Linked DNA regions of Mus musculus: region 2 is linked to region 1. The links are chromatin contacts, found by Hi-C or POLR2A ChIA-PET in ENCODE. All regions are on one chromosome and are shown on one strand. The core of a region is the stretch at or near the end of the contact, and the rest is flanking DNA. Distances in the headings are between cores, read along the strand shown.

Region 1 (5,271 bases), core at 118-2,617:
TCATACTCTCCTTTCAGACCTCCTTCCTCTAAGGAGACTTGGTCTTCCAAACCTAGTACTTACTTTCCCAATTTCCCACATTCCAGATTTAACTGGTCTCATCTTTCCTCTTCTACAACATTTCTCCTCTGCTTAAATCCACTCTTCTCTTAAATCCTCTCCTGATGATCCTGGCTTTGGGGAAATCTTTCTTCTCTAAATCAAATTATTCTGAATACTAACTTAGGTGATACCCGGCTCACAGAGGGTGCTTGTTAACTCAACCCAACACCAATCACATTAAAACCAACGGGAGGATCACATAAAAATATAGATACTTGTTCCTTATTCCAGAAAACTCAGATCTCTGTAGAAGACCCGTGGCAATGAATGATTTTAAAGCACTGATTTTAAAGCAATGTTCAACACCTTTCTTACATACAGCAAGACTAAATGTCTACTTTTCCCACATGACATCAATCAGCTGGGGCAAATTCCAACCATTCACTTGCTCCATCCATTCCAAATATATTCTTATGACACCCTCACATTTTGTAATCACCATTTACGTTCCTCATGATTATATAACTTTCCATGTTTATAGTCTCTAATAGGAAACAAAGCCTTAAAAGAACCATCCTAATAAAAATACTATTTCCTTGAATATATTTACTTCGTCAAAGAACTTTCGAGACATTGTAGATAACCCTCCAAACGTTTTGTTTCTCCTGGAAATTGGTTTTCTACTAGCTTAGCCACTTTTTATAGTTTCTTTGTTCTCCAAAATATATGCAAGGGAACTGTTAAGAAAGGCGACAGTAAGAAACCCTTTTCTTAGGCTCTCCTTCATTTTTCAAATGAGAAACATATCTGAAGTTGGCATGTCTTCTGTGGAACGCTACCGGCGCGGTCGCGACGGTGTTTGGCAACCCAGACACCGCTTTGTGACTCCCAGTGAACCCTGCTTTATAACCTGCAAATCTGTATTCCTTCCCCTCTGAGGGGTCTGCTGCTCCCTTCCGCAGGCGGAGCTCCTTAGCACTGAACAGCCTCCGGGCCTGGCTCCTTCCGCGCTGCCCGAGACGAGCTCACAAACCGGCCCACGAGAACCTGACAGCAGCGACTGCGACGCCTTTCTTATGTAAGGAAAAAGCGCTCAGTCCCTTCCAGTCCTTCCTGCAGGCCCCACCACATCCACCCCGCCCCCGACTCAGCCACATCCTCCTCGGCTGCCCCCCGCGAGCCTCCAGGGGGCGCCCCCGACAGCGGGGCTGACCCCGGGCGGAGGACGCACCGCGGCCCCGACTCCTGGCCTCCGCGCGCACCGGGCCCCACACTCACCCTCGCGAGGCCGCGCAGCAGAGCACCGCCCCTTCCGCCCACTGCTCCCGCCCTGCTCGCTCCTTCCGCCGCCGGCGGCACGCAGGCGTAACGCGACGCCCCGCGCAGGCGCAGTCGCTTAGCGAAGGCTGTCCCGCGGCGGGCGCAGGCGCGGGTGGCGGGGTGTGCTTGGGCGGGAAGTGGGTGGTGAGGGCCGCTCTGGGCTCAGCGTTCCCCACCTGGAATGCGTCCTGGCTTCGGCTGGCCCGGCCCAACCCTCAGCGGCCGCGGTGCCCAGGCCCACTCCTTCCGCGCCTGGAAACGTGAGACGGGTCACTGAGGACGACGTAGGCAAACTTTGCAGAGCACGTTGCCACCTGTTGGAGTAGCCGCTCCAGCCCCAGTCGAAATGCACGGCCGAACAATGGCAGTTCTGAGTGGCTCAGGGGCCCACACTTTCTTTAAAACCGATGCACTCGTAGTAATATTTCTTATGCCCCACATCCAGAGGCCTGTGCTCACCACCTCAGCAGTGCCCGGGGAGGTTCGCCAGGCGTGGGCAGGCTCTCCCTTGAAAGCACCTGACCTGGTTCTACCTTGCACTGGGGCTGAATGGTAATTAATTTTTTTATTTGTGTTTTTGAGATAAGGTCTCTCTGGCCGACCTGGAACTCCCTAAAACCATGCTGGTTTACATACTACCTGGCTCTGCCTCACAAATGCTGGGGTTAAAGGTGGGCCCCACCGCGCCACACTGTAGCTAATTTAAAAAAAAAAAAATTACTGAAGTCATGAGACCTACAAATTTCAGGCAGTCCAGAAGGAAAGTGTGTGGAGACAGAGAAAGGTACGATAGTACGTTAAAAACAGGCAGCTTAAACAGCAGCGGTAAGTGCTCCTTTAACTCGTCCACCGTAAGTTTTAAATGTTTAAAAGCAAAGTTGTTGGGACTGGAGCTATGGCTCAGAGATTAACATTAACGTAAGAACATATTGGCTGCTCTTCAAAGGAGCCAGATTGGGTTCCCAGTGCCCACAGGGAGGTTCACAGCCATCCAGTTCCAAAGAAATCACTGCCCTCCTCTGGCCTCTGAGAACACCAGGCACACATGTAGAGCACATTCCTACTTGTAGATACATAAAAATATTTTTGAAAATTAAAAACCAGTGAAACTTTGTACCTAGCAATTATTAAAACATTTACAAAGAAGAAATACAAAATTCATGATACAGTAGTTTTCTTACAATCTGACCTTAACAAATGCTGCACCATGTCTAAGAGCACTGGGAAGGGTTTGGAAATGACCTCGTTATTACAAATATCATATTTAAGTCCATATATTAAGGCTTGGGAATTCACCAACCAACTTACGTAATGCATATAATCTTTTGGTTACTGCTCAGCGCTGTTTGCCATGGTATGTATAAGACTTGTGAGTCTTTGTAATCTGTCAGTTGTGACTTTTTAAATTTTCATTTCAACAAATTTGAGTAGCTGCCAGATACTGTTCAGGCTCCTGGAACGCCTGAGGCTGGCATGCTCAGTCCCTTTACAGCATGGCATCATATTTGCATATAACCTATTTCCATCTTTAATGTGTTTAAAGAACAGGGAGCCAGAGCAGGTGCTATAAGCCTCAGAGAATTGGAAATCACATCAGCTAGGCAACAGAGGGTCAGAATATGGATACTAATCAGATATGCCTTTGTTTCCTTCAAGGGAATTACATGGGAATCTCTTATTGTAATGCATGAACAGAGTAAGTACAGTCATCTATTTGTTTTCTATTACTGCCATAAAAGTTGGTACAAACTTAGCAATTTAAAAGAACAGAAATGTACTGTTTTCTGTAGGTCAGGGTGCAACTAACCCCCTGTGCTGAAGTCAGCTTGTCAGAGGACTTCATTCCTTTCTAGAATCTCAGAGAGAAGAGTGTTAGTTTGTTCTTTCTAGCTTCTAGAAGCCCCTGAGGTGCCTTGGTCTGTAGCCCCTTTCCTCTCCTTTCAAAGGCAGTAGCATCAGTAAAGAGGTCTTTAGTTTTTAGGATTGGTGTAACAAAATTGGGCCCACTTAGGATAATCTCACCATAGCAAGGTCCTTAATCATAGCTCCCACGTTCCTTTGCGTTTTGTAAGAAAATATATTCACAGGCTCTGGTGATGAAAGTGTGGAAATCTGTATTGGGGGAAGCTTTCCCTACCACACCTCTGGCCCCCAAAGAGTCATAATGTTCTTATGCAAAATTCATTCAGTCCTTGTTCCCAGAGGAACTGCATAGTTTCAAAGCATTACAACATCTAAGTCTAAAAAGATTAAATCATGTAAAATTTCTAAATTCAATAAGGGTGAGACTCTGGGTTTCTATCCAGGGCAAAATTATTTCCCATCTGGACCTAAGTGACTAGAAAATAAATTCTCTGCTCCCAAAGTACAAAAATAGTCATTGGAATAAGAGACAGAATTATAAGATGGTTAAAACTATCTCCTATAAAAAAGAGAAGCCAGAGTGGGGAAGCAACAGTCCCAAACAGCCTCAAATCCACCCCAGCAGTCTCCACTCAAAGTCAGGGCTACACCTCTCCTCCGTTCAAATAAGAATGTGATGGCCTTAAGGGTCATTACTCTGCCTCCAACAACCATTGCTATATTCTTTGAATTGACTGTTTTCCTACGTATCTGTATATTTGTCTTACCCACTTCATCTCTCCATTAGCCCACATCAAATGGCTAGTTACCATTAGTTACCTTTAAGTAGACACTTGATCAGTACTTTTGAAGTGCAGCATTTTAAGAAACTGCATTGTAAACCACTTCATGGGAAGTGCAAATATGCCATCTAGTTTCTGTGGAAGGGAAAGAATGCATCTCCGTTTTGTATTCAGGTCACATCTTCTCTGCAGCTAATTTACCCTAAAATCGTTCATTTCTTTCAGGCCCAAAGGCGTTTTTTTCTGGTCATTTCTATGGAATAGGCAACAATGTACATCCAAGGTTATCCTTGTGAAACCTTTTAAGGATGCTGGAAGCCCAGCTCTGCCTCCCAGCAGGTGGCAGCAGATGAGTGCTTAGCACAGGGCACTGACTTCACCCTGGTCCCCAGCCTGGTTAATGTGGTGCTGACCTTCCTTAGGGAGAAGAGCAGAGAGAATCTGGAAGCCGCCCACCTGGCAGTGTATCAGCATGTTGCCTGGTGGGGGAAGCATACTTAAATTACATAGCTAAATTTTATTGTTCATATTCTTTCTCATTTTATCTTTTCCTTTCAACTAACTGTGTTAAGGCATTTTATGTGGAACTTTTGCTGTATTTATGAGTCATGTTGGTCTGTGACTTATTTTCTAATGTCTGTCAGCAGTTTTTCTAAGACTAATGTCATTGTGCTTGCTGTCTAAGCTTATAAGATTGACATGTGTGTTAACGTACATTCCCCTGGTGTTGCCGTAGTTGAACACACTGTCCATAACCATCAATACATTAATATCCATCAGCATTAGCTAGGAATACATGCAGTGTAGCTCAAGTATTCTTATAGACAAACATGTATTTTAAGCCTTTATTGAAAAAGTCGAAGGAAAAGGTTAAAGCATCTAAGACAGGGCCAGCAAACTGTGGGGCATGGGACAAGTTAGTGTCTAGCCTAACTTTTGTGCATTGGAAAATCCTGGGGAAGTTCCTAGAGGAATAAGGATAAAGAGAGAAACTCACCATATCTGGGGGAACTGATCACTTCTCTACAGGCATAAGACAGGAAGCTTTGGTGGACCCAGGGCCAGGGCATGATGGCAGTGCCTGGGCCATATTTGGTTGTCACAGTCAGAGGTATTGTTACTAATGGAGCTGTTAAAGCCAGGGAGGCGGGTAAGCATCCTGCCATGCACACAGACATGTCCCTCAGCTTCGCTGACCTCCAAGATTACTCATCCTAAGGTTGACAATTGCTAGTTAAAACTGTCAAAGAAGAATAGTACAAAT
Region 2 (5,489 bases), core at 2,487-4,986, 85 kb before region 1:
CTTTGTACAATATGACATTACTACATATAAAAATGCTTTCAGATTGAATGTCGGTAGCTAGAATGACAGAACCCACAAAAAATGTGCTTTAAGGGGGAGCCATATTTGGAAAAAAAATTTCCCCGTTAAGACTTAGAAACTCGGTCCCTGATTCTGACCATATGCTTCTTGGTGGGAATTGTCTGCCTTGTATCAGCCATCGTGGCAATGTCAGTGACTCTGGGGAAAGCCAGCTGTAGACTATCAGGGTTTTTTTTGTTTTGTTTTGTTTTGTTTTTCCCAACAACTTGGACTAGATTCTGGATTGATTGGCAAAGGTAAAAATTAAAAAAAAAATATTTCAGACCATCTGATATGTTCAAAAGAGTCTGTGGATATATGTGAAGTTGGTGGTCCTGAGGACTGTCACCCCAAGGTGTGGATGTCTGTGAAGTTCGTGGTCCTGAGGGCTTTCTTCAGGTATGGCAGTGGAACTTCATCTCTGCCCAGTTGTTGTTTATGGAAGACCTCAGGCTACACCAGGTTTCTGTTGAAAAACTCTCAATGCAAATGCCTATGTCATATGCCATGAATTTATGGCTTGGAATCTCTCACTTGAGCCTTTTTACACCATCCCTGGTGCGTGCCAGAAAAAGAACAGTTGCCAAAAAGCAGACATTTTCCTGTCTCTAAAAATAAAACTCTGGCAATGCTTCATGCCCCCTGTGCCAAGACCTGGTTCTACCCAGGATAAACAATAGAAGACCAAGCCGACACAAGGCAAATACTGGCCCTAAAGCAGGCCTGTGACTGGCAGCAGAGGCTTAGGCCAGAGCATTTGTAGCTGTAGACCGGGGGCCCATTATCTCCACCCGGATGGTGGACAGCTGCTAACCCCAACCCAGGCCCAGGTGTGGCCAAGAGGGAAGGCCTCCAATTATGCTAGAGGTTTTGTCTCAACTGAGGTCACAAAGTCCTCGCCAAATCCTGCCCTCGGAGCTCTGGAACTGAGTGTAGGCCGCTTGATTGGTGTGGGCCACAGGGAGCTCCTGAGAGGGGACAATTCCCTGTGCACCTCCCTGCTTTTGCCCTCTAGGCCCAGCTGAGAGCCCTCACCTGTGACAGCAGTCCCAACAAAGCCACCCTAGCGAAAGAATACTATACTAGCAACTGGCTTTCCCGTTTGAATTCTCAGCTCTTCAAATGCTCCTGTAGTACACATTCAAGGGCCTGTGCTTTGTCATGACGGTTCAAGTCTACCGTCCATCGGTAACTTGGCTTTTTGCTTCTTTGGGGATTTAGGAGGGCTGAGAGGAGAGGAGCAGACCTAAATATAGCGAATATTCAGAGGCATAATCACTCCATAAACATGCTTCAGAGGGACGGAGTGCAGGGCTGATCCGGATGACAGATGTCACTCACCCAAGTGTCACATCTTAAAGAAAGCTGAATGGGCCCATTTTCCAACAGGACTGGAGTGACGCCTGTTCATACTATAAATATTTATGAAGTCATCATTCTTAGACTGTAGTTTTTCCAGGTAGGTTGCCTTTGATGACAAAGTTAAGCAGTGATTTCCCTGAAATTATGGACTAGTCAGCAGAGCTTGTTTGGTGGGTATTTCACAGAATGGGAAAGAGGAGAAGGCAAACAAGCCTCCAGTCCGTGCAGCTTCTGCATGTGGAAACCTCATTATGTCAGTCATTCTCACTCGAAACGTGACAGCCTTCTCAGGAGTGAGGGACACCACTTGCTTCTACTCATGCAGAGGTAATGACGAGAGGCCAGGATGAACCTTACCGTCCGATTTCAGCCCCCACTACCACCCTGCTAGGAGGGACCTTTTTAGTACTCTTAGCCTGTCTCTTATTAACACACACAAAAAGTGTACCTCACACCATCCCTGCTCATTTAAAAGGAATTCTGAGAATGTGTGGATGTCTGCCTAGGTGTCTCCCTGCATGTTTATGCATAACGCATCCCTTGAGCTGGTTGCCCTGACTGCTGAGGAATGGCGCCCAGAACCCCCTCTCCTGCCCCACCATGGGCAAGCTTTCCACTTTCTCCCAGGAGCAGCCTAACCCCCCTCTAACCAAGGCACCTCAGCGATCCTAGAGACTTAGAACTCCCAACCACACCCCCCCCCAACACACACATACAGAGAGAGAGAGAGAGAGAGAGAGAGAGAGAGAGAGAGAGAGAGAGAAAGAGGAAGGGAGGGAGGGAGGGAGGGAGGAGAGAGAGAGAGGAGAGAAAGAGAGAGAGAGAGAGAGAGAGAGAGAGAGAGAGAGAGAGAGAGAGAGAGAGAGAGAGAGAGACCTTGTCACTTTAAAGCCCGCAGGTTGTTAATCTCCTGAAGGCACCAGTGCACTTGGCAGTCTGCTAAGCCTGCCTCTTTCCTGGAGAAAAGGGTGGCATTTTGCCTAGGATGTGATGCCCAAACCTCAGGGTAGCCCTGGCCCTATCACGTGGATCTGCCCCTCAGGGAACCGTTGCTGATCCTTTGGCTCCAGCCTGGGAAGCCTTTTACAAAGTGAGTCACAGGCTGCATTGACCACCCTATCAGGGGAGGCCAGGGCTGCCATGTATGGTCTGTGCTCGGTGCCACCCACCTCTCATGTCACTCCTACTTTTTTTGCCAGGACAGCCTGAGTCATGAAACTCAGCGCATTCCTTAGGCCTTGGATCGTGTTTCCTTGTTACTACTTTGTCTTTGTTTTACGGAGCACCTGGTTTCATTTTAAAATCCCAAATAAAATCCCCTGGCCAGGGTGGGGGTGGGAAGAGAACAGAAAGAAAGCAAAGGAAAAAAGGGAGGGAGGGAAACCTAGGCTGGTGGTGGAGACAGAGGAAAAGGAGGACCCTGGACAAAACAGGACGGCTACAAGTTAATTCCTTCTGACCAGAGGCTCTTTCACTGCCTGGAAGTGCCTGTGGCTGGTCCCCTGCTGCTTCCCGTCCCGTCCCCCCCTTTTTTCCAGTCTCCTCAATAAACGGACTAATCTTTGATAAACCTGAAGAACTTTCCAAATACAGCACATTATGAGTCCTTAAATCGGCCTGTCTCCTTTATCTTGTACTATAAACCCTAATTCACTGCGTGAGTCAGTATTTTTCCATAAGCTAACTTTTTTTTTTCTGTTCTGTTTTTTCCTATGGGGGTAGGGGGAGTCAGGGAAGAAGGCGGTCTGCATAGAAGGCAGACTCAGCCCTCCCGACATGCTGCTGGTCACGCTGAGTTTCTGTGGCCAGGTTATTTCTGTAAATTTGTCTGTAAAGCTGTTGACATTGATTTTTAGAATGGAAACAGAATTCTAACAAACTCTGGCTTGCATGTAGCAAAAGCTGAACACTGGGGCACTAAGAAAGCCTTGCCATGGATAAATGCCTCCTTAGGAGTGGTGATGCACAGTCACTGGGGCATGGTCCTTGGGTGCCAGCCTGGGCGTCTGCCCAGAGGTCCCCTCGCTCTGCCTGCGCAGGGCAGACTGTTGGAGGCTCCGGAGTGGCCCAGGGCTGCATTTACATTGCACGGTTCTGGCGAGTTTAATGGAAACCACATGAAGGGGAAGCAGACCAGATGGCTCCCAGCGAATGTATTTAGCCCAACCTGGGGCTAAAGGAAAAAAACATATTAAGGGTTGGGTCCTGGGGTGCGGCTAGGGGGTTAGGGTGCGACGTTTGTGTTTCCTGTTCAACAGGAGCCGTGGGTTGGGGTGCAGGCTGGATCGGGGCCCCGAAGCGCCGGGTGGCAGAGGAATGGCTGCCAGCGGGAGGGAACTATTCCGTGGCCTTGCTCCTTTTTGCCAGGTCCCTTAGCGGCTCTCGGGCAGGGCAACCACACGGCTGTGAGGGGACCCCGCCAGGGCAGATGCAGCGGGAAGAGGGAGGCGCAGGCCTATGGGCGCCGCGGAAGGCGGAGCCAGCTGCAAAGCCAGTTTTCCCTGAGTGGAGGGAACTGCTACAGGCCTTCTGGGTCATAGCACAGGGAAAACAGAAAGGTCTTTCTCTGAGGTAGAGGACAGGCTACATAACTCTGGAGCCCACTAAGGTGGAGGTCATGCTATCGTTTGTGAGGTTCTAACAGCAGAATGTGAACCTGGGCACTTTGTAAAGGAACATTAATCATGTTTATGACAAACCCCTTCCCCATCAACACACGTGCGTGTGTGCGCGCGCACACACACAAGAATAAGGGAGGAAGCCCAGGGAAGTTTCTAGCAAGATCTTCCCTATGTGCACAATCCATCAAAGCCTTCTTGGAACTCCTGTCTCAATGGCTTAACACAGACACGAGGTAGGGCTCTAGGTCTGTGGCTTCTTTCTTGAAATCACTTGAATTTGCGCCCTGAGCTTCCACTGGTATTGGAGGAGAATCGATCCGTCCCTGAGTCCTCCGAGGAGCCCAACTTGCTTTCATAATCCCATTGTCGCTGAAGCTGGAGGGAGAAAGGGTTCGATTGTCAACACTCGCGCATCCACAAAGATCAGTTCCCACAAAAATAGGATTTAAATTGCCTCTTTCAAACTAGACATCACTCATGAGCAGGGCCTGGCATCACTTTTGCATTTTCTTCCATCTTAAAAAAAGCTAAATAAACCCTTTCTGTTTCATATATTGTACCTCAGTCAGGAAGGACAGATCAATAAGCAAGATGGATTTAAAAAGACAAGAATTCTAAGAAACGCTAAAGACTCGGTCTCTTGTCTCGGCCCTTTCATCATCCCCCACTGATAGGAACCTTTACTATGCTTTCCCACTTCCAACCAGCAGGCAATCCTGGGTGTGAGTTCTCGGCTTTTCAGTCCTACATCATGACCCTCTTCAAGTCAGGTTCCACGAACATGAAGAATTCAAAGAGAGTTTCCAGTGGAGCTGGTCACCAAGCAAATGTTTTTAACCCTAAGAATTTTGGCAGCCTGGCAGGAAATGGACAATTCTCAACCTGGTGGCTTTTGCACCTTCCCCTAAAATATCAGTACCTGTTTTAAAATATTTTAAATGTGGGGAATGGAGGGATGGCTGCTCTTCCAGAGGACCCAGGTTCAATTCCCAGCACCCACACCGTAACTCATATCCATCTGTAACTAGATTTGCAGAGGACTGGAGCCTTCTGGCCTGGGAGGGCATCAGGTACAGACATATATGTACATATAAAAAAATGAAAATATTAAATGTTGCTTTACTCATTAAAGCCATGGTTTGGTTTGGTCAGGATTCTGGCTCAACATTAGTCAGATAACTGCCCCATATTTATCGAATGTGACAGGGAAAGAGGAGGGGGATGGGGGGATGGTTTTGGACTGTTAGTACATCACAATAGAATGTATGAAAATGGATTTAGGGGAGGGGTCAGGAGAGGAAGACAAGCATCCCTCAGTACAGCTCTGACACTGATTGGCAATGAAATTGCCTGGCACCCGTGCAACTCCACGCAGCAAGAACGAATTATTTAATTGTAGTTAATCATTCCCTTAGACAACTCCCAGGAGGAAGCTGCGACCAGCAC

What was found. A loop is a pair of places that touch in the nucleus more often than their neighbours do. ChIA-PET counts read pairs that join two places held with the same protein, here RNA polymerase II (POLR2A).
Region 2: a loop to region 1 is called in a map of heart, with 4 times the contacts of the local background. The contact joins the enhancer-like site here to the promoter of Mmaa in region 1. A Hi-C loop is called at or near these places in 5 of 37 maps with a recorded cell type or tissue (Patski and heart). POLR2A ChIA-PET finds 5 or more read pairs at or near these places in 1 of 5 experiments (Patski).

What each region holds. Positions count from the first base shown.
Region 1 is chr8:79,293,594-79,298,864 of GRCm38, forward strand. It overlaps Mmaa (methylmalonic aciduria (cobalamin deficiency) type A), which reads right to left and starts at 1,368. Exons shown (of 7, transcript NM_133823.5): 1 at 1,321-1,368. Gm4890 (predicted gene 4890) reads left to right here and starts at 1,485. Exons shown (of 2, transcript NR_045823.1): 1 at 1,485-1,914.
Region 2 is chr8:79,206,340-79,211,828 of GRCm38, forward strand. It overlaps 1700011L22Rik (RIKEN cDNA 1700011L22 gene), which reads right to left. Exons shown (of 6, transcript NM_026315.1): 6 at 4,091-4,418. The coding sequence ends at 4,311. Among named protein-coding and RNA genes, the nearest start is that of Gm30271, 7.2 kb to the left of the region's middle. Within about 2 kb of position 3,737, at least 1 of the 3 ENCODE cell types and tissues checked has a DNase peak (open chromatin) inside an H3K27ac peak, as active enhancers do; it is heart, where a contact is called at or near this core.